Linked DNA regions of Homo sapiens: regions 1 and 2 are each linked to region 3. A link is a loop called in an ENCODE intact Hi-C map of the cell type or tissue named here. Cell type or tissue: endothelial cell of umbilical vein. All regions are shown on one strand. Links, peaks and the distances in the headings refer to the core of each region. The heading gives the core; the rest is flanking DNA.

Evidence for each region. Hi-C counts contacts between places; a loop is a spot of excess contacts. Peaks named below come from ENCODE experiments on the same cell type or tissue, not always from the same donor. Only the 100,000 strongest peaks of a DNase experiment are listed, where the experiment ranks them.
Region 1: it touches region 3 in a loop (5-fold over the local background); 108 of 110 quality-filtered maps call a loop at or near these places.
Region 2: it touches region 3 in a loop (20-fold over the local background); 108 of 110 quality-filtered maps call a loop at or near these places.

What each region holds. Positions count from the first base shown.
Region 1 is chr17:16,459,180-16,469,425 of GRCh38, reverse strand. It overlaps LRRC75A (leucine rich repeat containing 75A), which reads left to right. Exons shown (of 4, transcript NM_001113567.3): 2 at 7,040-7,168. The region is part of intron 3 of SNHG29 (small nucleolar RNA host gene 29); the gene reads right to left. Among named protein-coding and RNA genes, the nearest start is that of SNORD65, 23 kb to the right of the region's middle. RefSeq lists an enhancer at 2,924-3,715 and silencers at 5,337-5,631, 5,377-5,671. In endothelial cell of umbilical vein, for the core only: a CTCF peak has its summit at 5,548; a DNase peak (open chromatin) is centred at 5,595; H3K27ac peaks cover 277 bases.
Region 2 is chr17:16,447,578-16,457,823 of GRCh38, reverse strand. It overlaps LRRC75A (leucine rich repeat containing 75A), which reads left to right. Exons shown (of 4, transcript NM_001113567.3): 3 at 9,864-9,979. All of the region lies in intron 3 of SNHG29 (small nucleolar RNA host gene 29), which reads right to left. Among named protein-coding and RNA genes, the nearest start is that of SNORD65, 11 kb to the right of the region's middle. RefSeq lists enhancers at 442-941, 942-1,443, 8,164-8,663, 8,664-9,165. In endothelial cell of umbilical vein, for the core only: a CTCF peak has its summit at 4,409 (motif pointing left); a DNase peak (open chromatin) is centred at 4,403.
Region 3 is chr17:16,514,837-16,524,955 of GRCh38, reverse strand. No RefSeq gene overlaps it. Among named protein-coding and RNA genes, the nearest start is that of LRRC75A, 28 kb to the right of the region's middle. RefSeq lists enhancers at 3,615-3,664, 7,473-8,672. In endothelial cell of umbilical vein, for the core only: a CTCF peak has its summit at 3,487 (motif pointing right); a DNase peak (open chromatin) is centred at 3,545; H3K27ac peaks cover 290 bases.

The sequences.
Region 1 (10,246 bases), core at 1,770-9,769, 57 kb after region 3:
ACCTGAACCCCGACCTCTGAAAATGATCTACAGCACGATCCAGAAGAAATGAACTTTGTGGGAAAAGAACAAAAGGCCACCCAAAGAGGCCAAGCTGTGATGGAAAAGAAAACCAACAGGATGAGATGAAAGGGGAGATTAACAAGCAAAATAAGAATTGCAAGGAAATGAAATGCTAGGCGACTTACAATCCTTCTTGGGGGCAGTGAGAGCGGTGATGCTGGATGTGAAATCAGTGACATGGAAGGCAAACTGGAAACCCTGGATGAAAGTGTATCATGCACAGAATACCAAAAAAGATAAATCCAGAAGACACAGAGCCAGTGTTGGTTTTCCTGAGGAAGAGACAGCTTGAAAAAAGGTCTGTGTTTGCAGACCAATACCTGAAAGTAAATCCAAAGGAAACAGATCCGCCACTAGACACATGGTGGCAAAAATGTTTAATAACCAAGTGTCAGGGGTAGAAAAAGAATGGCCAGATAGAATGTGCACCCTCCCCTGCCCCCTCCTATCCCAAGAAGGTGTCTATGTTTGCCTGCCTGGGGGTCTGGCTCTGTCACCCAGGTTGGAGTGCAGTGGCACCGTCATAGCCCACTTCAGCCTCAACCTCCCTGGCTCAAGCTGTCCTCCTGCTTCAGCCTCCCAAAGTGCCGGGATTACAGGCATGAGCCACCGGGCCTGGCCCCTTTTAAAATTTGTGGTAAAATACACATAACATAAAATTTACTATCTCAACCATCTTTAAGCATACAGCTCAGTGGTGTTAAGTACATTCACACTGTTTACTGTGCAGCTGATCTCCAGAACTCTCATCTTGCAAAACGGACACTGTGTCCTCATTAAACAGTAACTCCTCCTTCCCTTCCCCCCAGCCCCTGGTAGTACCCACCATTCTACTTTCTGTCTGTATGAATTAACTAGTCTACATACCTCATATAAGTGAAACCAGACAGTATTTGTCCTTTTGTGTCTGGCTTATTTCACTTATTTGTCCCTGTGTCCTCAAGGTTCACCATGCTGTAGCATGTGTTGGAATCCCCTTCCTTTTTAAGGCTGAATAATATTTCGTTGCGTGGCTAGACCACACTCCGTGTACCCATTCATCTGTTCATGGCCACCCGGATTGTTTTCGCCTTTTGGCTACTGTGAATGATGCTGCTGGAAACATAGCTGCTGTTTGAGTGCCTGCTTTCAGTTCTTTGGGGTATATATTCCCAAGAGTGGAATTGCTGGATCATATGGCAATTCTGTGTTTAATTTGTTTAAGGAACTGCCACACCATTTTCCATGGTGGCTGCACCATTTTGCATTCCTACCAGCAGCGCACAAAGTTTCCAGTTTCTTCACATTCTTGCCAACCCTTGTTATTTTCTGGGATTTTACGGGGCTTTTTGGATCTGAGAACTGGATTGGCCAGAGAAGTTAAGTTTATTTGTATTAGAAAGATTTTGGCTGGGTTTTCAGGGTGGAAATGAGAAAGTGGGGGATGTTGGAGTAGTAAGAAAGATACAGGGAAGGGATTTTAGGAGTTTGGGCGATGTCAAGAATGAGATGTCCCTTTGGTGACTTGGAGAAGTTGCTGTAGAGATATCAGTTGCTTCAGAGGCCTCCTATATGCTGAACTGATATTCCCAGGAAGAGGACAGTGTGCTAGGGCTGTCCAGTAGGCACAGTGGGGTTTTGTGGCAAGGACAGCCCTACAGGCGCCAGGGCCGAACAAGCAGCTAAAGAAACAAAAATCAGATAGCCTCATTCTCATCTGCAGGACTGAAAGTCAGAGGGTAGCCAAGTCTGCGATATTTTGCAGGGAGTTTCTGTTGAGCCAGGTTGTCTTCAGGTGTGTCATCAACATGAAGGAATTCTCAGGGAGGCCAGAGCTCAGAAGAGAAAGCATCTGTGTATTCCTCCTGGGGGGAAACATGTACTGGGTGACTTCCCTACTGCACAGGAATACAGAGTGAAGGTGTGAGTCCAACTGTGGGGAGGCATCAACGAGTGAGTGGCAGTGATCATGTACACTCCATGCCATTACCTTGCACACACGTGAATGCAAAATGCCAGCTGTTACATTCATAGGGTTGTTTTCACATCTAAAAAAAATAACAGCAGCTCCTTACAGTGCCTCACGCTTGTAGTCCCAGCTACTCTGGAGGCTGAGACAGGAGCATCACTTGAGCCCAGGAGTTCAAGGTTGCAGCGAGCTATGATCGCACCGCTGCAATCCAGCCTGGGTGACAGAGCAAGACCTTGTCTCAAAATAAAAAATAACAAGTTCACAAGTGAAAAAATAAATTTTTATGAAAATAACTATATTTTCCAAAGGAAAAGAAAAACCAAGTGAGGAGAGTGGTGTTGCTCCCCATTTTTGTGACTCTCTTTAGTCTCACTTTCTAGAAGACGGCTATCAGACTTGCGCTTTTGCACTGGGTCTTGCGACAGGTTGTTTTAATTGACATCTATGAAGAAAATCTGGCATCACATAGATATGTCATTGGAAAAGAGGTCCCCACAGCACCCCTAAAATGGTCTTAAGGGTGCTTCCCCAAAGTCTACAGACCACACTTTGAGAAATGCCATTCTGACTGCCCTGTGTAAATCTCTACTCACTTTTTGGAAACATGCACCCCTATTCCCAAGCCCATCATCTCTTCCCATTGCAGCGAGTCCCCAGACCTGTTTATCCAAGCTCCAGTTATGTAGGGCCCCCTTCTTTGAAATGCCGTGTGCTGCTGTGTGCTGGGTCCGGCAGCTCGGAAAGGGAGCCGAGAGTGACTCGGTGTCAGGCCAGCCACACTCTCCGAGCGTCACTCCCCACCAGCAGTGACTCAGGTGCACCTGCTGGTGTTCCCAGACATCCTGATGAGGAACTGTCCACAGGCACAGTTCCTAGAGGTGGTACCGTTTAGACCTATCATGAGGAAAATGGGATTGTCCTCAATGCCTTGTGCTTTTTAAGACAAACCAGCCCCTCCAAGACTAGTACAGTGCACAGGAGGGGCTGCAGGGACCACACCTGGATCTGATTCTTCCACTTCCCTTGCACATGCAGCAGGCCTTGTGTGCCTACCCCCATTCTGTGTCTTCCTGAGAAGGAGGGCAGGCCATGGGTGCCGAGTCTGAAAGGAGCCCATTCCCAGGGCTGTGGCCCAGGCTGCAGCCTCCTGAGACACCTGAGGATCTGGTGACCTCTCCTCCCTCACACCCAGCCCTGTGGGTAGTCCCAGCAGCTGGTGACACCATCATCTCCAATAGCCTGGCTTAGGGGAGGGGGGATGGAGAGGACATCAAGGAGGCAGGAAGTAGCCCAAGGTCCTCAGGACTATGAAGTGCCCTCAGTTAGCACAAGCATCCTGTGGGCCTAGGTGGGGTTGAAATAAAGCAATAAAGCAATAATGTGTGCCATGGCCTTTGGCCAGCCTCTATCTGGCTTTCCCTGTTGTAGCCCTGGGACCTTGGGGAGCCCCACCCCAGCTGGAATTCACAGGGCGGGCCGGTGTTGGCCGTGACTCACAGTGACCCTGAGCTGCCTTTCTAGGAGACCCTCCTCCTTCCCTCCCATCCTGCCTCTACACTCCTTTTCCCCTCCTAAGCAACAACCACATGAACCCAGACAGTGCTCCAGAGAGGCAGAGCCACAGTCAGCAGCTGGGCAACCAGGGGGATGGCGCGGGGAGACGGCAGGGGAGTGGGCTCCGGAAAGGACATTTGGCATCTTCACAGACCTGCCCAACCTCCTGGGTTGGCAACTGGGATTTTCTTGGTCCTTCCAGGGATGGCCTAGACTAGCTTGGAGATGTAGGGGGTCCAGGAAGATGGGGCAGGGCTGGTAGGAACACAAGAAACCCAGGCAGTCATCTGGTCCAGGGCTTTCAAGCTTTTCTTTGGAACAGAACTGCGTTCATTTGTTTGTAACCAGGAGCTGCTTTGTAAGAGCTGCAGCCCACAGCCCTGCTGGTTCCTCTCACCTCTCTCGTCTACCGCAGCCCCTGACCGTCAGCCTCAAGATCTTGGAACACAGTTTAATAACCACTAGTGTGGTTCATCTGCCCATTTCACAGATAGGGAAATGAATCCCAAGAGGGAAGTCTCTTGCCACAGACTTACAGCGAGTTGGGGCTGGCCAGGGCCTAAAATCCAGTGCTATTTCCCAGGGTCATTTAGGGACAGACTGCAGGGACAATTGTAAGGGGGAGACCACTAGGTGCCAGGGGTGCTCACAGAGGAGAGGGGTGCCCAGGGGCAAAGCAGAGGAGGCATAGAGGCTGGCATTAAGTTGCCAACCACAGAGGAGCAGCCCAGCCTGCTCGACCGAGTGTAAAAGAAAAATAGCTCCATGCCTCTGGCCTCCTCCCCGTGGCCACCAGTGCAGCCTCTGACCATGGGAATAACCACCCCTCTGTTTCCACCTCATCTGCCCTCCTTCTCCAGCTCCCTGTCCCCAGGAAGGGGAGCCTCAAGCTGTAGGCAGGGACTGGCTGGCAAACCAGGCACTGGGCCACAGCTCGTTTGACCACACAGGCCCTCTGAGACCGTAGAACACAAGTCCTTTGACTTTCGGCCTTCCTGTGTCCCCAGCTTCCTCCCGCCTCAGGGAGGCAGGGCTGTGATTTTGCACATTAGTGGGTGATAGTTTGTGTCCCGGGGTCCCTCGTGTCCACACGGCTCTGACACACCCTCCTGACCATGAGGCCAGTGTGGACTCTGTGTGCTCAGGTCCCCGCCCAGCCCTGACTCCAGAATTTTTCTAGGGAGAGAGCTCATGGCTTTTGACACATTCTCAATTGGGTCTGTGGTCCAGGAGATCGAGAACCCCTGCAGAAGGTGAGGACGGGCCTTCCAGGGAGGAGGGGGCAGAAATGTAGTAGAAAGGGCACTGCTGCTTTCTCTGTTCCCTGCCAGAGGCTTTACATGTAACACTTGGTCTTGTTCCCCTTGCCTCCTTGTGATGCTGGGGTCACTGTCCCCGTTTTACAGATGAGGAAACTGAGGCTTAGCATTGTCAGGTTGCTTGCTTCAGGATGCAGCCCTGGCTGAGGGATTGAAAAAGCCAGGGCAGGGCCAGAGGTCAAAGGCGGGTATTGTACCTGCTTCTACAAGGGGGTGCAGCTCTAGAACCTGTACCAGCCAGTGCTTCAGAAGCCTCCCCTGACTGCATCCATGACAGACCTTGAGCCCCCAGGTCCTGGTTCCCAGCAAATTTTTTCAGCAGCCAGAGAGCCTGGCACAGGACCTGGCAGTTCGCCTCCAAGGTTCATTCCTGCCATATGGAAAACAGCCCTCACAACTGGCCTCTTGTGTCCTCACTGAGGCGTTAATGAGGGTGGGGGCAGAGTGCCCCCTAACCACGGCAGGTAGGACCTGGCTGGCAGTTGGGCTCCAAGGGGCTCCCCACAAGAGGCTCCTCCCACCCCCAGGCATGACACCCAGGCCCTCCAGAGCCCCCAGCAAAGACTCTTTTTTTGCTTGTATCAATGTCAGCTGCCAGACCGCAGAGCCCGTCCCTGCCCGCCATCTGTCCAGCTCAGCCACCCTCTCACCACCCCCTGGCAGATAAGAGCAGTGCAATCTGCAGAACATGCCCAGGGCTGAGGCCGTGCCCCACCCCCATCCTTCCTGAAATTCCAACAGCACAGAAGGCGTGGGCCTTGGTGTCTCCATCTGTAGAGAATATATGATGATGTCCAGCCTGCGTGCCTTCCAGGGATTTCTAAGAATCATGTGGGGAAGGTATTTTAAAAGTTCAGAATACAAACAAAATGACAAGGAGCAAACTCAGCTGGTTACCCACACATTCCCTGCCCAGACGTCCCGTCCCCAGGGCACTGGACCCCAGCCACCTGGGCTGGGAGCCTTTCTCTGGGCTGTGCTGGGGCAGCTGTGGGAGCCCCCAGAATGAGGACAGCCTGCAGTGGGTGGGCCTGCTTTGCCTCCCTACCCAGGGATGTCTCATGTTCCCCAGGATGGTGTGAGGACAGTCTCCGGATGGGAATGTCAGCATTGCCTGGTCTGTGCAGGGCACCAAGCTAGGGTCAGGGACTGTCGTGTAGCTCATACCCAAGGATGGCAGAAATTGGGAGGGGGGGGCTTGAGGAAAGGGAGCAGGCGTACCTCCCCCTTTCACGTGGAGTGGCACGAAGTTTAGTCCCCACCCCAGGGCAGGCACGTCATGTCTCCTTACTTCTCCAAAGCCGATCACTCCGTTTTAAGCTCAGGGGTCTCATGACCTACTTTAGATGAAGGTCACAGGATTCTTCAGGGCCTGCTTTGGGGGAGAACAGCAGTCAGAGAGACCTTCCTGTGTCAGCTGCCTCCTCAGATGCCAGGGTACCATATTCTGGGGTGGTGTGTCCTGAGCCCCCAAACCCAATTCCTTCCTCAGACCCAGGGAAGCTCTGCTCCAGCGGTTTCTGCCGCGGCCCCACCACACTTAGTAGCACTCGCCTCCAAGCTGCTCCCCTCCCATCGGGAAGATTCCACTCAGTACCTTTCTGAGGGAGTCCTGATGAGGTTTCCTTCTGGGTGCCTGGCAGGATCTGCTTACAACCCCACCACTCAGAAACCCCCAAGGCAAAGGAACACTGAGGCTGCATCGGCTACAGAAGGAGCAGTAAAAACAACGTCAGAAGCAGGAAGAAAACACAAATAAATATCATTAAACCATCCTGTCACAAGGCAGTTAATTCCAAATTTTGCCACCATAGAGAAGCAGCTGCTTGCACCGAGGCAGGCCACCCTTGGCTTCCTCCTCTGGAAAACCAGAGAGACAAAGGTCAGGGGCTGTCCTAGGAGAGGGCCACAAGCCAGGACCTGCACAAACTGCAGAGCCTGCAGAGGCCAGTCCCTGCTCTTCCTCAACTTGGAGGCAAAGACAAACAGGAGAGGCCTGCCCCAGCCCCTGAGGGAAGTTCTGCAGATGCTCCCCACCGGGGCTCTGGGAGGCAGAGTCGCCTCTAGGGGTCTGTGCCTACTTCTCTTGGGGATGGTGGGCGAGCTGGGTGGGCAGCCAGCCCTGACCTCTGGGCATCCTTTGCTCTTGCAGGACCTGGGCATGGAGTCGACCTCGCTAGACGACGTTCTGTATCGCTACGCCAGCTTCCGGAACCTGGTGGACCCCATCACACACGACCTCATCATCAGCCTGGCACGCTACATCCACTGTCCCAAGCCGGTAGGGTGGCTGTGGTCCGAGCCAGCCAGGTCCCGGGGTGTGCGGTGGGTGCCTTTCTGGGCAGAGCAGCTGTATGCCCAAGGAGGACTGGCAGACAGGCCCAAGGAGGACAAGCCCGTCCTCCAGGCACCAAGAGCTTGAGGTGCTCTCCCTTGGTGCCACTAGCACAGATTGGTTTTGTTTGGCCCAGGGGGTGAATTCATTGCCAACATTTAAAAACCAGAATTTTTCACATGATCCCTGTATTCAGCTGCCCTTGAAAAACTGGAAGCTCCAGCAACATGAAGCCCTCATTTCTGCAGGGCTGGAGCTAAGTAGCCATCCCTGTTATATGGGGCCAAGGCCACCACATACAGTTGTACAGGTTGTACCTTGCACGAAAGCATGCGTACAGAGGGGTAGTGGGGTAGGGGGAGGCAGGGGAAAGTTCAAATCCAGCCCTCTCTCTACCCACCAAGCCATGAGCCCTGGTGCAAGCCCTTGTCTCCCTGGAGGTGAACTTTTTCTTATTTGCACAAAGGTGTCATAGAAGGCCGTCCGGGGCCCTGCATGGGGCTGTCCGCTTTGCCTCAGTCCCCACCACTCCCAGATGTCTTCACCTCTGAGGCTGAGTGTCCTTTGACACCCACCCCTTCACTCATGTCTTCTTCCTACTGGCCCTGGGAGCTCGGAAGGGAAAGCTCCATGGCTCTCCAGGCTCCAGATCTGCAGCTCAGCCCTGCCTGGATGGGAGGTTCTGCCATGTTCCTGCAGCTCCAGGTCTAGGCTCCCCCAGGGCTATGCAGCCCGACCTGGCGGGAAGGGGAGGGCCGGCTGGGGACATTTCCACACTTGAGCGCTTCTCTGTTGCTTTGGTTTTTTTCTGTCTCATCCCTCAATTTCCAGTGGCTTCCAAAAGAAGTGCTTCCCCACTGGCAGTCAGGAAACCAGAGCAGGACGAAGGGGTGTGGGAGGGAAGTTTTTCCTTTTGGTGTAGGATCTAGGCCGGGAGTGAGATGGTTCCCAAGCCCACCTGTCGCTCGGCCTGGATACAGACTTGACTGTGGTCCTACAGTGAGCTGGAGCCTTGCTCTGGAAAGGTGTTTCCTGGGGCTGAGCTCCATCTGCGGCTTTGTCGGGGGCCTTCTCTCTGACTCTGGGGCTACCTGATGCAAAGGCTCTGAGGTGGGGCCCAGCTGTGGAGGGCTGGGAGCCAGCCAGGGTCAGGAGCACAATGTTGCAGAAGGCAGGGATGCAGGGCCCAATGGGAGGGGAAGGAAAGCTGGTGTTGAGGAAGCCTCGAGGCCTGATTGGTGCCAGGAGCCACAGGGAGCTGGCTGGGGCTGGCGCCTCCGTCGCTTCTCATGCAGTTCCACCCGGTTCTGCCTAGGGAGGTGGGAAGGGACGGGAGTCAGGCCTGTGAGGAGGCCTTGCCAGGTGCCAGACTCTGCCTTTCCTAGAGCAGCAATGGAGTTGCTCACAGATGAGAGGGTGAAAGGCGATGGGGCTCTCAAAAAAGCAAAAAAGAAATAGGAGGGCTATGTATATGCCCATCTTTGAGTTAAGGAAAACAAAATTCAGGTAATCAAGTGATCTGAGCAAGGTTACACCTCCGAGGAGAACCACAGGTGTGATTTGGGCCTATGCAGTGACCCAGAGCCGGGCGGGACACAGGCCGGTGGTCCCTGGGTGGTCAGTGCCCATGGGGGCAGGAGGAGGGGCCTGGTGGGAGCAGCCGAGCTCCCCTCCCTCCCCAACCTGCCCCTCACAGGTTGCCTCATGGACAGCCTGTGTGGGGAGAAGGACCCACCCTCTCAGAGAGAGAGGCAGGCCAGGGAGTGGGTAAGGGCCACTGTGAGACCCTGTGAGACAGGACCAGGCAAGGCCAGGAGGAGGGGCGGGAACTCCTGCCTTCTGATCTTCCCTTTCCATCTGGGTAGAGGCGGGGCCAGGGGGTGCATACCTGGGTTGTTGTGGTCCATTCAGGTGGCTGTAACAAATTATCGTAGACTGGGTGGCTTACAAACAGTAGAAATTTATCTCTCACACTTCTGAAGGCTGGAAGTCTGAGATCTGGGTGCCAGCCTGGTTGGTGACTGGCAAGGACCTTTTTCTGGGTTACAGACAGTCACCTTCCTGTGTCCTCACATGGCAGGAAATGGGCAAAGGAGCAGGAATCCCATTGTGAGAGCTCCACCCCCCTGGCCTAATCACCTCCCAAAGGCCCCACCTCTAAATACCATCACCCTGGGGATTAGGTTTCAACACGTGAATTCTGGGGAGATACCAACATTCAGTCCATTGCATGGTGTAACCTTCCTCAGACCACTTCAACACCTGGACTTTGTTTTCCTCAAAACAAAATCAGAGCCAGCCAGAGTGGGTGAGCCCTGCTAAAGCCCAGAGACCTGGAAGGCCCCTTTCGTGCCCATGTGGCAAGCGAGGCTCTCTGGATGAGGCAGGGGTGGGAGGTCCCCAGGCTGGTGGTAGGAGCAGCCCCTCCATCCACCCCAGAGGGCTGACCAGGACATCCTGGTCAGAGCAATTTGCATCTGAGAAGTTCATGTCAGCCCACGTTATGGGTCTAGAGATTATAGGCAGAGGTGTCAAGACCGGAGAGCTCGTTCCAAAGGTAAATTGGATACTACACGGACCTCACTGAACATCCTTTAGTGAGGGGCTGTGCTGTAGTTTAAACAAAACCCAAACTCCTCATCTGGCTTTGCCTGAGTCTCTTGAGCTCCCCTCTCCCACTTGCCACCCTGCGAGCTCTGCTCTAGCACGTGGGCCTCCCTCCTCTGTTCCTGACACCTCCACACCCTCTCCTATCTTAGGGACGTCGCTGCTCCCTTTGACTGCTCCAGCCTCTTCTGTCTGAGTTGCCTTCTCCTGAGTTCAGACTGAGCCTACGGCCTCTGAGAGGCCTTCGTTGACAAGCCTGCCTAGTGTAGGCTCCTGATCAGCCTGTCTCGAGCCCCATTTATTTTTCCATTCGTTTCTCTGTTTTACTTACTGGTCTCTGAAATTACCTTGCTTATTTATTTGTTGGCTAATTTATTGTCTGTTTTCCCCACTAGAATATAAACTCTGAAGGGAAGG
Region 2 (10,246 bases), core at 956-8,955, 68 kb after region 3:
TTTTTGTTTTTTTTTTTCTTGTAGAGACGGGGCACTCACTATGTTGCCAAGGCTGGTCTCAAACTCCTGGCCTCAAGCAATCCCCCTCCCTTGGCCTCCCAAAGCACTAGGATTGCAGGTGTGAGCCCAACCCCCACAATACCTTTTAAGACCCAGTCTCAGAAGTCACAAACCATCATTTCCACCATTCTATTGGTTCTAATGATTCTGTTGCTCACTTAGACCAGCCCTGCTACAATGTGGAAGGACATTACACAGGGGCACAGATGCCAGGAGCCGAGAGCAGCAAGGCTGTCTTGGAGGCCGGCGGCTGCACATGCCGAAGTGGGGGAATCAGAATAAACTCCCCCATCCGTCTCTCCTCCTGCCCTCTGGTCTTGCTGCCATTGCTCCCATTAGCTGAACCCAAGTGGAAGCCAGGGGGAAGAGAGCCCAGTGATGCAGTCTCTAGAGCCCAGCCTTCTGAGCAGAGAAGGGCAGAGTGGACTGTGGGGCAAGAGGAAACAGAAAAGCCGGCACACAGTCTCTGCATCTGGAATGGTGTCCAGTGTAATGAGGGGGACAGTCAACATTTGATGAATGTATGAATGAATTTATGGATGAGGGAGGGATAGCCTTGAATGGAGGGCAGTGGAGGGCTGTGCTTGTCGGGGTCCTGGAGCAGTTACAGAGGTGCCTGGGGAGTGAAGATGGCAGATGGTATCACTGCCTGATGGCTGAGAGCCAGAGCAGTGTCGGGTGCTGGTACCCCTCCCAGGTCAGCCTGCAGGTCAGCACGTCATCTTTCCTGACAGATTAATGAGAAGCCCCTCAAACACGTTCTGCCCCAGGACCTGGGCAGCCTCACTGGGAAGGTCTGGAGAGGCTGCTGCCCTGACCTGCACTCATAGTCACTTGACTGTGCCACATCCCACTCCTGCCATCTTCAGGGATCGGGGGAGGACTGCAAAGCATTGATTCAGCACACAGCCATTGAGCCTTCTGGGCGGGTTAGGATTCTGCTGCACATAACAGAAGCCCAGGCGGGCTGGCTCCAGCAAGGAAGAAAATGTGTTCTACAGATATCGAGGTGTCTTGTGGTGCCCACGGGCAGCCAAGTTAGACCAAGGTGCTAGAACTATAGATAAGCACGGTGCAGAGGTCCCTCCTTCCCTCCTCGCTGCTCTACCCTGCCTCCCTCTGTGTTCCCTCTGCACAGACTGCTCTTCCCCCTGCCGCATGGTAGGGAATGTGGCTAGCTATGGCTCCCAGGTTACTTCTCAGGGTTCCAGCCACTGGAGGAGTTAGGGTATGTGTGTCTCAGTGTCAAGTCCAGCTTCCTCCTCCTCTTCCTCTTCCTCCTCCTCTTCTTTCTCCTTCTCCTCTTCTTCCTCTTCCTCCTCCTCTTCCTTCTTCTGCTCCTCTTCCTCCTCCTCCTCTTCCTCCTTTTCCTTCTTCTCTTCCTCCTCCTCTTCCTTCTCTTCCTCCTCCTCTTCCTTCTCTTCCTCCTCCTCTTCCTTCTTCTCCTCTTCCTCCTCCTCCTCTTCCTTCTCTTCCTCCTCCTCTTCCTCCTCCTCCTCTTCCTGATCCTCTTCCTTCTTCTCCTCCTTTCTCCTCTTCTTCCTCCTCTTCCTCCTCCTCTTCCTCCTCCTTCCTCCTCTTCCTCCTCCTACCCCTCCTCTTCCTCCTCCTCTCCCTCCTCTTCCTCCTCCTCCTACTACTGCTACTCCTCCTCCTCCCCCTCCCCTTCCTCCTCCTCCTCTCCCTCTTCCTCTTCCTCCTTCTCCTCCTCTCCCTCCCCCCGTTCCCCACCTTCTTACTGCTCCACTTCTGGGCCAGTGCTGCCTAGTCCTGTTCTCTGCAGGAGGGAGCCCTGGAGGGGTTCTTTGAAAAGTGGAAGAGTTGGGAAAAAATGAGACAGTCTCACTGAAGGCTTTTCTGGTTGTAAATGATAGAAACACTTTGAACTGACCTAAGCCAAAGACAGGATTTCTCACAAGGAGGGCAGCAGATAGCGGTTAGGAGCATCAGCCTCAGAGCTGGCTGACTTTAGATCCTGACTCCGTCTTACAAGCTGGGAGGCCTTGCCCATCTATTTAAGTTCTTTTTGCCTCAGTTCCCTCATTTGTAAAGCGGGGTTATTAATAATACCTGTCTCATAGGGTTGTAGTAAGGTATGGGACTATAGTTTGTAGGGCACTTAGGGAGGTCGAGGCAGGTGGACCACTTGAGGTCAGGATTTGAGACCAGCCTGACCAACATGGTGAAACCCCGTCTCTAATAGAAATACAAAAAAAATTAGCCGGGCATGGATGGCGGGTGCCTGTAGTCCCAGCTACTCGGGAGGCTGAAGCAAGAGAACCGCTTGAATCTGGGAGATGGAGGTTGCATTGAGCTGAGATTGCGCCACTGCACTCCAGCCGGGCGACAGAGCAAGACTCCGTCTAAAAAAAAAAATTGTAGGGCAGAACTGTGTGGTACTTTTCCCTCACTCATTATAAGGGTCATGGCTGACACTCCTATAACCAGACACAGGGTAACAAAAAAGCAGAACAAATGTGTTTAATCAAAATTTTACGCAACATGGGAGCTTTCAGAAATGAAGACGCTCAGGTGAGGCACGGTGGCTCACACCTGTAATACCAGCACTTTGGGAGGCCGAGGCAGGCGGATCGTCTGAGGTCAGGAGTTCAAGACCAACCTGGCCAACATAGTGAAACCCTGTCTCTACTAAAAATACAAAAATTAGCTGGGCGTGGTGGCACGCGCCTGTAATCCCAGCTACTCGGGAGGCTAAGCCAGGAGAATCACTTGAACCTGGGAGACGGAGGTTGCAATGAGCTGAGATGGTGCCACTGTACTCCAGCCTGAGGGCGGGGACAGAGCAAGACTCCGTCACTAAAAAAAAAAAAGAAAAGAAAAGAAAAGAAAAGAAATGAGGACCCTTAGCCCCAGCTACCTGGGAGGCTGATACAGGAGGATTACATGAGTCCAGGAATTCAATACCAGCAAGGCCAATATAGTGAGACCCCCATCTCTTTAAAAAAAGAAAGAAATGAAGACCCCAAACCCCAGGGAAAGAGGTTTTTTTGTTTTTTTGGTTTTTTGTTTGTTAGAATTTGTTTATTTTAATTATATTTATTTATTTATTTTAAAACGGAATTTTGCTCTTGTTGCCCGGGCTGGAGTGCAGTGGCGTGATCTCGGCCCACCTCAACCTCTGCCTCCTGGGTTCACGCGATTCTCCTGCCTCAGCCTTCCGAGCAGCTGGGATTACAGACATGCACCACCATGCCTGGCTAATTTTGTATTTTCAGTAGAGATGGGGTTTCTCCATGTTGGTCAGGCTGGTCTCAAACTCCCAACCTCAGGTGATCCGCCCCCCTCTGCCTCCCAAAGTGCTGGGATTACAGGCATGAGCCACCACGCCTGGCCTGTTTGTTTGTTTGTTTTTTGACAGAGTCTCACTCTGTTGCCCAGGCTGGAGTGCAATGACGTGATCTCGGCTCACTGGACCCTCCACCTCCTGGGTTCAAGCAACTCTCCTGCCTCAGCCTACCAAGTAGCTGGGACTACAGGTGCCCGCCACCATGCCTAGCTAATTTTTTGTATTTTTAGTAGAGATGGAGTTTCGCCGTGTTGGCCAGGCTAGTCTCGAACTCCTGACCTCAGGTGATCCACCCACCTCGGCCTCCCAAAGTGCTGGGATTACAGGCGTGAGCCACCACACTCAGCCAGCTATCTGTTTTTATACTCAGGCTTGGTAAAGAGTGCACAAGCTTGTAGAAATGCGATTGGACAAAGGGTGTGATCTAATGGTGATAGGCCGAGGGGACCCAGGAAGGCTATCTGCTCAGATTCTTCTTGGCCTCTCTCTGCAGTGTTCCTTCCTACCCCTCTGGAATGGTCTTCAAGACAGAAGGGAGAGAGTGACCTGCCTAGTTTTATGGCTTGCTTTGAGGGAGAGGGGTTCTGGTCTCTGTGACCTGCCTTGGGGAAGAAGAATTCTGGTTTCTCTGACTCACTCTGGGGGAGAAGAAGGGCCAGAGACAGGAGGGCAGCAGAAGGGCAGAAAAACTTTGCTTCTGAGGCCTTCCAATTTCCGTTAGTTCAAAGCTCTCTGCTGGCCCCGGCGCCATGCTTTGGAATTGTGTTCTGAGCCCCAAAATGTTCATGCAAACAGTGCTCAGAGGAGATGCCCAATGCATCGCAGCTGCTCAATACATGTTAGCTGTTGTCAGTTTAGTTCAGACAAGCAGAAGGGAACTCTCACTCCTGAGAGAACATCAGCTCACTTGTGCTCTCAAGGCAACTCTATGAGGTGTCCATATCTATTGTTCCTGTCTAGCCAGTGAGGAGACGCAGGCTCCTCAGTTCTCCCTGGTAGTGGCAGATACACTTCCATCCCGAGCCTGGCCCTGTGCGTGGCTGCCCCCTTGTGGCAATGGCAGTGCAGTGATGCCCCCTTGTCCTCTGTTCTCGTGTGTGTGTGTGTGCGTGTGCGTGTGTGCGTGTGCGTGTGTGCGTGTGTGCGTGTGTGTGTGTGTTTAGGAGTCCCACACCAGTCCCACTCTGGCGCCCAGGCCAGAGTTCAGTGGCGCGATCTCGGCTCACTGCAACCTCCACCTCCCGGGTTCAAGCGATTCTCCTGCCACAGCCTCCCAAGTAGCTGGGACTACAGGCACCCACGACTACGCCTGGCTAATTTTTGTATTTTTAGTAGAGATGGGGTTTCACCATATTGGACAGGCTGGTGTCGAACTCCTGACCTTGTGATCCGCCTGCCTCGGCCTCCCAAAGTGCTGGGATTACAGGCGTGAACTACCGCGCCCGGCCTCTATTCTCTTCTTTTAAGGCTCAGCTGCCCAGGCTGAGAGGGTGGACAGGGATTTTGGCCCCAGATTTTGGAAACCCTGGGAAGTGATTGAAGGAGGAGCTGCAGCTGAGGGGCTCAGTTCTAAGCTTTGGAGACTGGCTACATTCTGTCCTGGGGTGGTTCCAGGAGTGATGCTGGGCAGACCACCTGATCCCACCCATGGTCTTTGAACCAGTGCTTCTCCACCTCAGCTGCACTAGGGAATCACCTGGGGACCTTTTAAAAATCCCCGTGTGGCCAGGCAGGGTGGCTCACACCTGTAATCCCAGCACTTTAGGAGGCTGAGGCGGGCAGATCACGAGGTCAGGAGTTCGAGACCAGGCTGGCCAACATGGTGAAACCCCATCTCTATTAAGATACAAAAAATTAGCGGGGTGTGGTGGCAGGCGTCTGTAATCAGCTACTTGGGAGGCTGAAGCAGGAGAATCGTTTGAACCTGGGAGATGGAGGTTGCAGTGAGCCAAGACCGCGCCACTGCACTCCAGCCTGGGCAACAGAGTGAGACTCCATCTCAAACAAAAAGAAAAAAAAAAAAATCCCTGTGCCTGAGCCACCCACCCATCATTGGGGTGGCCCAGGCATCAGTGTTATTTTGTTGTTGTTTGGTTTGGTTTGGTTTTTTGAGACTAGGTCTCACCCTGTCTGGAGTGCAGAGGTGTGATCACGGCTCACTGCAGCCTTCACTTTCGGGGCTCAAGAGCCTCCTACCTCAGCCTCCCGGGTAGCTGGGACTGCAGGCACATGCCACCATGATGGGCTTTTTTTTTTTTTTTTTTTTTTTTTGAGAGCAAGTCTCACTATATTGCCCAGGGTAGTCTTGAACTCCTGGGGTCAAGTGATCCTCCTGCCTCAGCCTCCCAAAGTGCTGGGATTACAAGAGTGAGCCACAGCACCTGGCCCATCAGTGGACTTTAAAGCTCCCCTGAGATTCCAGGCCGGGCGCGGTGGCTAACGCCTGTAATGGGAGGCCGAGGCGGGCGGATCACAAGGTCAGGAGATCGAGACCATCCTCGCTAACACAGTGAGACCCCCCGTCTCTACTAAAAATGCAAAAAAATTAGCCGGGCATGTTGGCGGGCGCCTGTAGTCCCAGCTACTGGAGAGGCTGAGGCAGGAGAATGGCGTGAACCCGGGAGGCGGAGCTTGCAGTGAGCCAAGATCGCGCCACTACACTCCATCCTGGGCGACAGAGCGATACTCCGTCTCAAAAAAAAGAAAAAAAAGCTCCCCTGAGATTCCGGTATGAAAGATTCCAAGGTAAAGAAGCACAGCTCTAGATGGGCCATCTCCAGTGTCACCTCCTATTCTCTGTTTTATTTATTTATTATTATTATTATTTTTTTTTTTGAGATGGAGTCTCACTCTGTCACCCAGGCTGGAGTGCAGTGGTGCGATCTCGGCTCACTGTAACCTCCGCCTCCTGGGTTCAAACAATTCTCCTGCCTCAGCACTCCGGAGCAGCTGGGATCACAGGCGCCCGCCGTCACGCCCAGCTAATTTTTGTATTCTTAGTAGAGACAGGGTTTTGCCATGTTGGCCAGGCTGATCTCGAACTCCTGACCTCAGGTGATCCATCCACCTTGGCCTCCCAACGTGCTGGGATTAACAGGCGTGAGCCACCGTGCCTGGCCCCTATTCTCCCTTTGAGCTCTAAGGTCGGCTCCCACCATGGCCCCACTCCCTGAACTTGTGCTGGCCATGGCCTCCTTGTTGGAGACCCAGTGGCCTCTGGGTGGGGGTCTAACCCCATTAGTCACTCTTCTTGGTGTCCAGACTCCACTACTCCTGCTGCTCTGATGGAGTCTTCTCTGACTGCTGTGTGTCCACTGTTCTCTCTCCCTCCTGCTTAGCTCATTCTCTGGCCAGGGGTTTAATCTTACTGATGAATGTGTCCAGCCTGGACCTGTCTTGAGCCCCAACCCCATAAGTCCAGTGGCATCCACAGCTGGAGGTATTGTGAGCTCCTCAAACTTACCATGGCCCCACATGAGCAGGTCACCCCCCTCCTGCCTTCTCACCCACTTCTTGTCTTGAGCCCCTTGCCTTCTACTCATGTCCCAAGCCCAAAGCCTAGACCCTCCTCACCCTCCCTGCCCACACCTTCTCCATCCAGCATATCAGTCAGCTGTGTGGCCTCTGTCCCCTCAGCCCCTTCCAATAGCCTGGCCCTGAGTCATCCTCTCCACCTCCTGTCCACCCCTCTCTCCATCTCCCAGTCTGAGGAACATCCCCCTTGAGGGACTCCCCTGCAGCCCCCATGACCAGCTCCTCCTGCTTCACCCGCCTTGCTTCCCTCCACACAGTCATGTGGCCAGGTTCAGCAAGAAGCTAAGTCTAGGAACCAAAAGATGTCAGCTCCAGGGGTGGGGAATGAAGCCGTAAAGGCAGATGCTCACCTGCCCCCACATCTGCAACACACAAGAGTGACACACAGGAGTGACAGGTGTAACACACAGGTGTGATACAGGTGCAAGTGGCAGGTGATACAAGCTTATTCATCAGACAGCCAGGCACCAGGAAGCTGGGGGCAGGGGTGGGGATGGGCTGTGAACTGGAGCCCAGGGGCCTCCTCCAAATCCGTTCTGTTCAGTCTCGGGCCCTCCTTTGCTTCCTGGGTCCCTCCACAGATGCCTCTCTCCTTTGGACATTCAACTGCCATCTTCCCAACTCCTCTCTCTCTTGTCCCCCTTCCTCAGAGTCTCCTTCTCTTGCCTTCCCATCAGCCCCAAGCCCATCCCCAGCCCTCTGGGCCTCAGGCTCCCCCACTGCATAATGGGAATAACGAAAGTATCTACTGCCTTGGGGTGCTGTGGGAATTCCATAACCTTCTTGCGTGATGTCTGGTGTGCAGGGCTGACAGTGGCTTGAACCATGGAGGGACCAGATGTGATCAGGCCCCAGGCCTTCACCTGCCCTCATGTCAGTAACACACCCCACAGCCGCCACATCACCAAGCCCTGCCACAGACTGTTTCCTCCTCACTCAAGGATGCCTCACGTTTTCTTTCTCCATCTGAAATCACTAACCCATCTGCTCTTAAAAGCTGAGCTCAGCCTGGGCGCGGTGGCTCACACCTGTAATCCCAGCACTTTGGGAGGCCAAGGCGGGTGGATCACTTGAGGTCAGGAGTTCAAGACCAGCCTGACCAACATGGTGAAACCCCATCTCTACTAAAAATACAAAAACTAGCCAGGTGTGATGGCGGGTGCCTGTAATCCCAACTACTCGGGAGGCTGAGGCAGGAGAATCACTCGAACCCAGGTGGCGGAGGTTGCAGTGAGCCGAGATCGTGCCATTGCACTCCAGCCTGGGTGACAGAGCAAGACTGTCTCAAAAAATAAATTAAATTAAATTAAAATAAAGCTGAGCTCAAATCTGAGCCTGGGCAGAAGTCATCTTCCCTCCTTGCCCTGCCAGAATTCTCTGTGCTGGTGCCGCTATCACGGTATTCACTTAGAGTGTGCCTGGAGAGCTTGCTGTGGGTTGGGCTCTATTCAAAGCACTGCGCTAGTAGTGACTCATTTAATCCTCACAGAAACTCTTGTGAGGTCTGTACTGTAATCCTTTCACAGATGTGGTTTGGAGCACAGAGAAGTCAAGCAATTGTCCAAGGCCACACAGAACGGGACAAAGCCAGGACTTGAATCCCCACGGTTTGGCCCCAGGTCTTTGCTCTTCACTACTCAATACACTGCTTGTCCACTAGCAGAGGGGTGTGGGAATCGTAATGACAAAGCAGCCTGTTGAGCACCCACTCCAGGCACCATGCTGAGCACTGTGCGTGGTTAACGTGCCGGACCTCCCCACACCGAGTCGTTGGCCACATGTGGGTTTGCATCTGAGTCCAGCGCTTGCATCCAAGCCTCAGCGCTTGCATCCAAGCCTCAGCACTGGCCCACTGGCAGGAGCACGCTTTTGGTCCTCACTCCCTGGAGGGACTCATGCCCTCACCCTGTCCAGCACGAGTTTGGCTCCGGGGACTGTTGGATTGACTTTCCTAGGGATGTAGTTGGAGTCTGTAGCATCTTTCAGCTGCACCATTTAACCCAGTGTCTGCCATAACAAAAAATCACAGACTGGTGGTCTAAACAGCAGACAGTTCGTTTCGCACAGCTCTGAAGGCTAGAAGTCCAAGGCTGGCTGGTGGGTTTCCTTCTGAGGCTCTCTCCTAGGTCTGTCAGTCCCTCCTCCTCCTGTGTCCTCAAGTGGTTGTTCCTCTGCATGTCTGTGTCCTCATTTCTTCTTCTTAGGACACCAGTCATACAGGATTAGGGCCTACTCCTCTGACCTCATTTTACCTTAGTCACCTCTTTAAAGGCCTTGTCTCCAAATACAGCTGCATTCCAAGGTACTAGGGGTTAGGACATCAACTTGTGATTGTCAGCGGGATACAGTTCAGCCCATGACACCCAGGGTTTCAAACTCAGATGCCAACGGGCCTGACAGGAACGCATGTGAATGAACTGCGCTGGGAAAGACTTGGCCTCCTCATTCATTTGTTCTCACTTTTGAGGGAGACACAGGTAAAAATATCTCATTTTCCCCTTTACTATGTGAAATACAAGGACACGAACATTTGTTCATGGCCATATCCTAGCTTCCTAGAACAAGTGCCTGGCTCCGAGTAAGTGCTCAATAAATCTGCTGAGCAAGAGAATGCACAGAGCGGCCCTGGACATTGGGGAGTGGCAGGGATCATGGTGAGTCTTGGCCAGGGGGTCAGCAGGCACTTGGCTCCAGCCAACTTTTGTCCGATCTCCTGGAATCCAGACTTACATAAATCTGTTTTTCAATGCTAGCAACTAATTCACAAAAACTAAAACCATCCTGCAGATCTGTTTGCAGCCACTGCTGTCTGCCTAGGGTGCCCACCCTAGGCCAGCAGAGCAGGGCCTCCCCCAGCTCAGCCTGGGGGAGCTGGGCTCTTACCCGGGAGACAGGAAGCCTGGGGGCTGAGACTGGTGCACCCAGCCACTCAGGGCCCTACCACCCATGGTTGCCTCTGCAGGAAGGCGATGCACTGGGCGCCATGGAGAAGCTGTGCCGGCAGCTGACATACCACCTCAGCCCCCACTCCCAGTGGAGGCGGCACCGGGGGCTGGTGAAAAGGAAGCCACAGGCCTGGTGAGTTACACTCCCCCGGGCAGGTCTATGCCAGGCTGAGTGTGTGTTACAGGGCACCCCTCCCAGGGATGTAGGGAAGGGAAGGGCGGAGTCATGGGGGGTGGTCATAGAAGCTGCCTGAAGGAGGTAAGATGGAAGGAGGATTCCAGAGTGGGGAAACATCTAGAGGGGGACCCTGGTCTGGTGGGTGGGAGGAAGATGTGAGAAATTTCTAATTCCTGGTGTGCTAAAGTGGGCACTCCCAGATAAGCACAGTGTTTGGCTCAT
Region 3 (10,119 bases), core at 1-8,000:
CTTTTTTTTTGAGACAGAGTCTCGCTCTGTCGCCCAGGCTGGAATGCAGTGGCGTAATTGCGGCTCACTGCAACCCCACCTCTAGGGTTCAAGCGAGTGTCCTGCCTCAGCCTCCCAAGTAGCTGGGACTAGGCGCATGCCACCACGCCTGGCTAATTTTTGTATTTTTTAGTAGAGATGGGGTTTCACCATGTTGGCCAGGATGGTTTCAAATTCCCAACCTCAGGTGATCCACTCACCTTGGCCTCCCAAAATGCTGGGATTACAGGCGTGAGCCACCGTGCCCGGCCATGACTGTTTCTTTATGCAACATATAGTACTTTTATGCTAAAAAATCTTTAAGTTTTAGCTAAAGACATGGCGATCTTTTTTTCACTTTTTTTTTTTTTTTTTTTTAAGACACAGAGTCTCACTAAGTTACCAACACTGGTCTCTAACCCCTGGCCTCAAACGATCCTCCTGCCTTGGCCTCCCAAGTAGCTGGGATTACAAGCATGACCCCCTGCGACTGGGAATGAAATTGGTACTCTAGAAAGAATGGTTTTATAGCAGTGTGCAATGCACAAAAGAATCGGGAAAGCAACTGAAAGGCAAGATGCTCATTAGGGTTTTGACCCATTAATCAAAGCTTAGAGTGATGAGAGCTTGTTTTCTGGCCTAATTCCTTACCTTTTCCTTCTCTGTTATTCTACCTAGTCTGTATTTCCTTATAACACTGTCCCTCTGATGATTACCTTGTTGGTCATTTTTATCATCTAATCTTCCTGTGTGGGTTCCCTGCATTCTTGAGATCGGTTCTCTACAACCAGCCACTTGGGTGCCCAATCATCCCAACATGGTCAAATCTGAAACTGTCATATCTCCTTGCAGTGGCACAATCTCGGCTCATCACAACCTCCGCCTCCCGGGTTCAAGCAATTCTTCTGCCTCAGTCTCCCAAGTAGCTGGGGCTACAGGCGCCCACCGCCACACCTGGCTAATTTTTGTATTTTTAATAGAGTTGGGGTTTCACCATGTTGGCCAGGCTGGTCTCAAACTCCTGACCACAGGCAATTCGCCCACCTCAGCCTCCCAAGGTTCTGGGATTACAGGCGTGAGCCCAGCCCATATAGTGGAATCTTAGCCTACTGAAGAAAGTGCTACAAGAATGAAACTTGAGGACGTAATGCTGAGTTCAATAAACCAGTTGCAAAAGGACAAATATTGTATAATTCCACTTACACAAGGTAGATAGAGGAATCAAATTTATAAAAACAGAAAGTAAAATGTTATTTACCAGGGGCTGGCAGGAGAGAGGAATGGGGAGTTATTATTTGAGGGGTAGAGTTTCAGCTGGAGAAGATGAAAATATTCTGAAGGTGGAGGGTGGTGTTGGTTGCCCAACAATGTGAATGCACTTAATGCCACTGAACTGTATATTTAAAAATTGTTAAAATGATAAATTTTATGATATGTATGTTTTCAACAATTTTTTAAAGTTTTCCCAGAAACAAATAAAAACTGCAGAACTCCCAGCATATAATGGCTCCATCCTAATTTCTGCACTAATAGACAACTGAACTCTAGCATGGCTTCTAGAAGCATAAGGCCCTGTCTCTAGGATGACCCTAATCCCAGCTAAAGGCCTGCATATGGCCGGGCATGGTGGCTCACACCTCTAATCTGAACACTTTGTGAGGCTGAGGTGGGAGGAGCCATTGAGACCGGGAGTTCAAGACCAGCCTGGGCAACATAGGGAGAGCCTATCTCTACAAAAAAAAAAAAAAATTAATTAATCAGATGGCTGTGGTGATGCACAGCACAACTTTAGTCTCAGCTGCTTGGGAGACTGAGGTGGGAGGATCACTTGAATCCGGGAGGTCGAGGCTTCAGTGAGCTATGATCATGCCACTGCACTTCAGGCTGGGTAACAGAGTGAGACCTTGTCTCAAAAAAATTTTTGAAAATTAAAATAAAGGCCTTCCCGAGAAAGCTCAAGGCTGCCAGGAGAATTGACTGTTTGTTCCAGCCAATACCAAGAGATAGGCAGATAGAGCTCTGCACCACCACCCCTCAACTCCCTGTAGAGCCATCACTTTAGAAAGCTTGCAATTATAAAGCCTTTCTTTGCTCTTTGGGATATAAAACTACCACCCAAAACTGTTTCCTCCAGGACCTGAGAGTCTTCTCTTTAAAATGCAAGGCTTCAGGGAGATAATTCTGTCTCTCCTAGTCTGTAGGGGAGGCTGAGGGCCTAACTGTGGGCACCTTGCTCCAACCTGCACCACTGCCCCGTCACAAAGACATGAGAAGTGTGTGTGTCCTTCAGATAGACAGCAGTCAACAAACCCAGGTGGCCTGACATGGCCTAACCCTATTCACACCTTTAGTGCCTTTCCCTGAGCACACCCCACCTTTAAAAGTCTCCAGCCTTTTGTTTTGGAGAAGTTGAGTTCAATCCACACTGGTCTCTCTTCCTTGCTGCCATAGTATTGCTGAATAAAACCTGTGTTCACCATCTTGACCAGTGTCGGTCGGCATCGTTTATCTGGGATAGTGTCATAACAAAACCTAACCTCTCCTGACTGATAGTTAGTTGTCATTCTTACTCTTTTTATTATTATTGCCGAAGGTGATGATTTCTGGAGGAGCCTGAGCTCTTTCTCTTTCCCCTTCTCCCAGCTTCCCTTCTCCACTACATCTCCGTTATTGCATCAATTTCAGGAATACAGCTCCCAATAAATGGAAACAGTAGGACAATTTCAGTAATCATTTTCAGAATTTCTAGAGTCTTCACTGTAACTATTTTTTAGTTTCAGAGCTACTTGTTTCCCAAAATAAATCAAATCAGAGAAAACACATCTCTAGAATTAATTTTTTTTTTTAAGACAGGGTCTCTCACTGTTACCCCAGCTGGAGTGCAGTGGCACAATCACTGCTCACTGAAATCTTGAACTCCTGGGCTCAAGCACCCAGGCTTCTAAGTAGCTGGGACTACAGGTGCATGCCACCACATCAAGCTAATTTTATTTAATAGTACAGAGGAGGTGTCACTATGTTGCTCAGGCTGGTCTCAAACTCCTGGACTCACGTTATCCTCCCACTTTGGCCTCCCAGACTGCTAGGATTACAGGTGTGAACTACTGTGCCTGGCCTAGAGTGAATCTTTAGAATCCACCTCTACTGTGATGTGTCAATATAAGTTAGCAAGAACCAGTGACTTCTGAGTATATGAGTTCCAAACTTCGACATTTCCAAAGTCCCACCTCTGATGGCATTTGTAGGTGACCCCTTAGAGAAAACTTACAGTGTTCTCGCAGGTGCCAAAATTTATGCTGCTTTTTGCCCAACAGTTGGTTAGATATCTCAAGCAACTAAGAGCGTACTGCCATGGATTATGCCTTAAAGTAATGACGGTGCATTTACCAAACCACTCTTCCCTCTCTTACCCTCCAAAAAAATTGCTGTTCTCTCCAGGGCAGCCACAGCTGGAGGGGACGCTAGCTAATCCTCTTATCCCACCACTAGATGGCAGGACAGTCCAGTCTGGCAAATCTCTCTGCCCTGCCTGAACTTCGATGTCCACATCTTTAGTGAAGAGTCTTCCTAACAGAAATGTACTTCCTGGTTAAACATTAGTTTGGACTCAGAGAGCAGACAGGCTCAGATTCAGGCTGAGCCTCCTCCAAGGCAGACAGGTGTTCTCCTGAGGTGCCATTAGGGTTGTACTCATGTGGAGTGAGACGGGGCAAAGCGGAGAGGGAACCAGGGAAGGGAAAGAATTGGTGCTGATCAGATGTCCTGGAGCTTAACTTGCCTGCAGTCTGATGGGTTAGTATGGCAAAGTGGGGCCTGGAAGCCTCAACTCTCTATACCCATATAACCCCTCCACCCCATCCCTCTGCCTCCTGAAGACCCCTGTACAGCAGAGGCCAGTCCCAACAAGGAGGCCAGCACCAGGCTCCCCATCCTCTCTGCTCCAACTCTGTGGGTGTTTAACACACCAAAAGCAAGACTTCTACCAGCCAGGACCCTCTGTGAGCCCCCAGCCAGGAGACAGGCTCTGGGTTCTGAGATGAGGGAAGACGCCGGCATGATGTATGCACCAGCCTTGGGACTCCTAGCAGTACTTCCTTTCTGACACACTATTTTTTCAAAACATCATCCCATCCCTTGACTCAATGCTCTCACTAAGGCCAAGCGCCACGAGGTGACTGTGCCAGAAGCTCCCCAGCCAGTCGGAGCAGCACTGAGATCAGCAGATCCCAGGATCCTACCTCCCAACCTGTTGTCTTCCCAGCACACTGGACTATAGAGAAGACACCCTTGTGATTTGCTACAGGACCCTGCCCCAGCCTCCCTATCAACCTGCACAGTGGTGAGATGCAGTGAGGGCTTCTAGATTATGATCCGGACTAGGATCAGATTGGTCTGGTCTGATGACCCTCTCGGACACTTACTAGCTATGTGACCTTGGGCATGTAGTTTAACCTGTCTGTGCTTTGATGCCTCATCTGTAACATGTGAATTCTTATTGTATCTATGTTTCAAGGCTGTTGTAAGGATAAAATGAGATTGTGTGTGTTAAGGGCTTCCCACAATACCTGACATACAGTGCTCTGTAAATGGCAGAATCAAAAGTTGGATCGAAAATTTAATAGATAGCCACAAAAACAAACAACCCAACCTAAAAATGAGGAAAGACCTGGCCGGGCGCAGTGGCTCACGCCTGTAATCCCAGCACTTTGGGAGGCTGAGGCGGGCAGATCACGAAGTCAGGCGATCAAGACCATCCTGGCCAGCAGGGTGAAACACAGTCTCCTCTGAAATACAAAAAAAATAAGCCCAGTGTGGTGGTGTGTGCCTATAGTCCCAGGTACTCAGGAGACTGAGGCAGAGGAATAGCTTGAACCCGGGAGGCGGAGCTTGCAGTGAGCCGAGATCGCGCCACTGCACTCCAGCCTGGGCAACAAGAGTCAAACTTCCTCTCAAAAAAAAAAAAAAAAAAAAAAAAATGAGGAAAGACCTTTAACAGACATTTCTCCGAAGAAGATATACAAGTGGCCAACAAGCACATGAAAATGTACTCAACATCACTAATCACCAGGGAAATGCAAATCAAGACCACAATGAGAAATCACCTCATACCTGTTAGGATAGCCATTATTGAAAAACAAAACAAAAATCATAAAACGAGGGTTGATGAGGATGTGGAGAAATCGAAGCCCTTGTGCACCATTGGTAAGACTGCGATATGGCCCAGCCACTATAAAAACAGTATGGGCTGGGCACAGTGGCTCAGCCAATAATCCCAGCACTTTGGGAGGCTAAGGCGGGAGGATTGCTTGAGCCCAGAAGTTCAGGACCAGCTTGGACAACACAGTGAGACCCTATCTTTACAAAAAATAAAAAATTAGTCAGACGTGATGGCACACACCTGTAGTCCCAGCTACCTGGGGATCTGAGGTAGGAGGAGGCTTGAGCCTGGGAATTTAAGGCTACATTGAGCTATGATCAAGCCATTGGGCAACAGAGCAAGATCTTGTCTCATAAATAGATAAACAGAGACTCTTCAAAAAATTAAAAATAGAATTATCAAATGATCTAGCATTCCCACTTCTGAGTATATACCCAAAAGAATAGAAAGCAAAGTCTCAATGAAACATTTGTATATCCACATTCATAATAAGATCATTCACAGTAGACAAAAGGCAGAAGCAACCCAAGAGTGCATTAATAGATGAATGGGCAAAGAAAGTGTGGTTCATGCATACAAAGGAATATCATTCAGCCTTAAAAAGGAAAAAAATTCTGACACATACTATAGCATGAATGGACCTTGAAGACATTTGTTGTCAAATAAGCCAGTCACACAAGGACAAATACTGCATGATTCCATTTATATGGAATCTAAAGCAAAAAAAAAAAAAAAACCTCATAGAAGCTGAAAGCTGAAAGCTTGTTACCAGGGCTTGGGGAGGAGAGATGGGGAGCTGATGCTCAATGCATGTGGAGTTTCGGTCACACAAGATGAGAAAGTTCTAAAGTTAACAAGCCTGTACTCTACACTTACAAATTTGTTAAGAGGGTAGATTTCATCTTACATGTTTTTCACCACAATAAAAAAAAGACCGAGGCCAGGCGCGGTGGCTCATGCCTGTAATCCTAGCACTTTGGGAGGCCGAGGCGGGCCGATCATCTGAGGTCAGGAGGTCGAGACCAGCCTGACCAACATGGAGAAACCCCGTCTCTACTAAAAATACAAAATTATCCGGGTGTGGTAGTGCATGCCTGTAATACCAGCTACTCAGGAGGCTGAGGCAGGAGAATCGCTTGAACCTGGGAGGTGGAGGTTGTGGTGAGCCGAGATCGCGCCATTGTACTCCAGCCTGGGTGACAGAGCAAGACTCCGTCTCCAAAAAAAACAAAACCGAGAGAGAGCTGTCCCCTTGCAAGTCTTAAGGCAGCCACACTCTTCCCATCTAAGCCTAACTTCCCTCCCCTGCCATCTGTGGCAACTGCAGCTTCCATTAGGCATCCCTGATAACCAAGAAACTGTTAATTTTTCTTCCTGCCCCCTTCCCCAAAGGAGAGCCAGCCTAGACTGGCCATTCTTACAGGATTCAAGAATGGAGGAAAGTGCTTTTTCCCTCTTTCAAGTTGCCTCTAGTTCATGGTTTATTTTTTCAGTAAGTGTTTGTTGAGTGTCTACTATATGCCAAGCACTGTGGTGAACTTGGGAAACACAATATTGGATAGGACCAGAAGGACCCTGCTCTCAGGGAATTTACTTTCTAATAAACAAACAAGGTGGCCGGGCGCAGTGGCTCATGCCTGTAATCCTAGCACTTTGGGAGGCGAGTGGATTGCCTGAGCTCAGGAGTTTGAGACCAGCCTGGGCAACACGGTGAAACCCCGTCTCTACTAAAATACAAAAATAAAATAAAATAAAATTAGCCAGGTGTAGTGGCGTGTGCCTGTAGTCTCAGCTACTTGGGCAGAGGTTGCAGTGAGCCGAGATCGTGCCACTGCACTCCAGCCTGGGCAACAGAGTGAAACTCTGTCTCCAAAAATAAAATAAAATAAACAAACAAGTTAACTTCGGGAGGTGTCGAGTGCTATGATGCGACTAAACAGAACGATCTGTGAGCATCATGGGCATGTCCTAAAGTTCTCTCTGAAAAGAGGATGACTGCCTCGAGACTTAAAGTGAGAAGAATCAAGCTAGCAGGGATGGCATTCTGGGCAGAGGAAACAGTATGTGCAAAGGTCCTGGAGCAGAAAAGGGCATGCTGTGTCTAAAGAACAGAGAGAAGGCCAGTGTGGCCCCAGCACAGTGAGTGGGAGGGAAGCTGGAGCTGTAGCCGGAACTGGACTGTGCCGGGCTTCATAAACTGAAGTAGAAGCAAAAGCAAAATGTAAATTAATATTGCAAGGGATTGTCCTGAGAGATATTGTCAGCTACTAACATGCAAGTCACTCACTGAAGTATAGTATCCAAGGACATCCTTGGGTTCTCACCCAGGATCTGTAACTTGTTACCTGTGTGACTCTAAGCCAAGGGTTCTCAAACTCAGCTATGCATTTGAATCACCTGGAGGTCTTGTACAATGGGCTCCCGGGCCCCACCCCAGAGTTTCTGATCTGGAAAGGGCCCAGAGTTTGCGTGTCTACCAGGTTCACAGGTGGTGGTGACACTGCTGGTCCTTGGACCACATGTTGAGAACCATGCTCTAATGATCCTCTCCAGCAAGTCAGTGATTCTCTCTGAGCCTTTTTCTTCCGTGAAAGTGCCCTTCTGACCTGATTGATGTGATCATCAGATGAGATAAAATACAAAGCATAAAGCCCTTTTTAAAGAACAAAAAAAGACAGACACACAGAATGATCACCTTAACGGTGTTCACTAAGCTCCCTTCCTGTGTGTTTCCTTCACAGCTGATACAGAATTTCACATATGGCAAGAGCAGCTGACTGCTTGGGAGCAATGCCGGTTTTATTCCATTCACTCTACGTTTATCTAATTCTCTAAACACATAGGAGAACCTCCGGTGCTGAAGAATAGAGAGCTGCCCGCCCCGCCTGGGAGAAACCTTCAGATGCGCCCCCGTTGTTCCCCCGCCGACAGAGGCTTGATGCCGCTTCAAGTGCCCGCAGTTATTTTTGTCAGCCATCCTCTCCTCCCACTCCTCCCAAAGAAAGCATTCAGTGAGTCATCGGGAGACCCGGAGACATCTGACGGTTGCTCAGCTGGTATCCGGCCACTGAGGGGAAGGAGGAGTGTGTTGATGTCCCCTTGGACTCTCCTTGAAGAAACTGCATAGATTCACAGACTCCTGGAAAATCAGAATCCAGAATGTGCACATGATACACGTTTGGTGTGTGTGTTTATTTGTATTCACTCACGGATTCAACAAATATTTGTTGATTACCTGCCATCTACCAGACTTGTTTTAGACTCTGAGGACACAGCATGTACAAAACAACAAAGCCCCTCTCATGGGGTTTATGTGCGTAATAGTCACTCATAGAGCATGTACTGGAAGTCGTGAGGTGTGTAGTCTGGCAGGGAAGAGAGTCAGCCATCAGATGGATGTGGTGAGTGTTATGGCACTGAGATGGAGAGATATACTGGGTGGCGTACGGAGAAGCACAGGAGGAAGAGGCTTCCAAATGGGCACCCTGATAAGTGGACGTTAAATGGCGTGTGGCATCTTCCAGGTTCACTAAGGGAGGCTACTCTCCATTGAGTTAACCTCAAAAATGCATACATGGAAGTACCCTAACACGTGACCCCTTTCTCCTTTCCAATTTCTTTCTATGCTGGCCCCACCCCTAGGTCTTGGAGGTACATAGCTTGTTGTCCGGTTTCAGTTTCACAGCTGGAGAGAAACTTTGCCTCAGGAAGAAGTATACTGGGAGCCTCACCCATACTGGGTTTAGATGAGATTTAGATGAGATTTTGAACTTAAAAGTTGGTGCTGCAAAGAGTTAAGATTTGGAAACTGTTGGGATGGGGTGAATGTATTTTGCATGTGAGAATGACATTCATTTTTAGCCAGAGGGAGAAGCGTTATGGGCTGAATTATGGTCCCCCCAAAATTATTCATGAAGTCTAATACCCACAACCTCAGAATAGGACCTTATTTGGAGATAGGTCTCTAAAGAAGTAATTAAGTCAAAATGAGGTCATTAGGGTGGACCCCAGTCCAGTAGGATTGGTGTCCTTATGAGGCGATTAGGGCACAGACACCCACAGAGACACCCACAAAGGGATGACCACGCGAAGAGGCAGGGAGAAGATGCCATCCACAAGCAAGGAGAGAGGCCTCTGAAGGAACCAACCCTGCCAACACCTTGATCTTGAACTTCTAGCCTCTGGAATTGGGAAGAAACAACTTTCTGTTGTTTAAACCACCCGGGCTGTGGTATTTTGTTATGACAGCTCTAGCAAACGAATACAGAGGTGTTTGTGAAAAGGAAGCAGCACAGTGTGGTAGGGTAGGGTAGTACACTCTGGGCACCTCCAAACAGTTCTGCAGACTTGGAGTGTAGGGTGCAAGGGATGGAGGGGAGGCTGGAGAGATGGGCAGGGGCCCGGCCATGAAGGGCCTCTGGTGACAAGGATTTGGGACTTAATTCAGCATTCAAGGTATTGAGGTATTGAGGATGAAGTCAGGCTGGGCGCGGTGGCTTGCGCCTGTAATCCTAGCACTTTGGGAGGCCAAGGCAGGCAGATCACGAGGTCAGGAGTTCAAGACCAGCCTGGTCAACATGGCGAAACCCTGTCTCTACTAAAAATACAAAAATTAGCCCGGCGTGGTGGCAGGCACCTGTAATTCCAGCCATTCGGGAGGCTGAGGGAGGAGAATCACTTGAACCCGGGAGGCAGAGGTTGCAGTCAGCCAAGATTGTGCCATTGCACTCCAGCCTGGGCAACAAAAGCAGGACTCCATCTCAAAAAAAAATAAATAAATAAATGAAAGGAGGAAGTCGGATACAATGCTGTATTGCAGATATAGTACAATGCTGTATTATAGGAAGATCATTTAAAGGAGGCATGGAGGAGCTAAAAGGAGAGAAGAACTGGAGGCAAGAAGATAGGGGTCACACTAACAGACATAAAACATGGGTCAGACA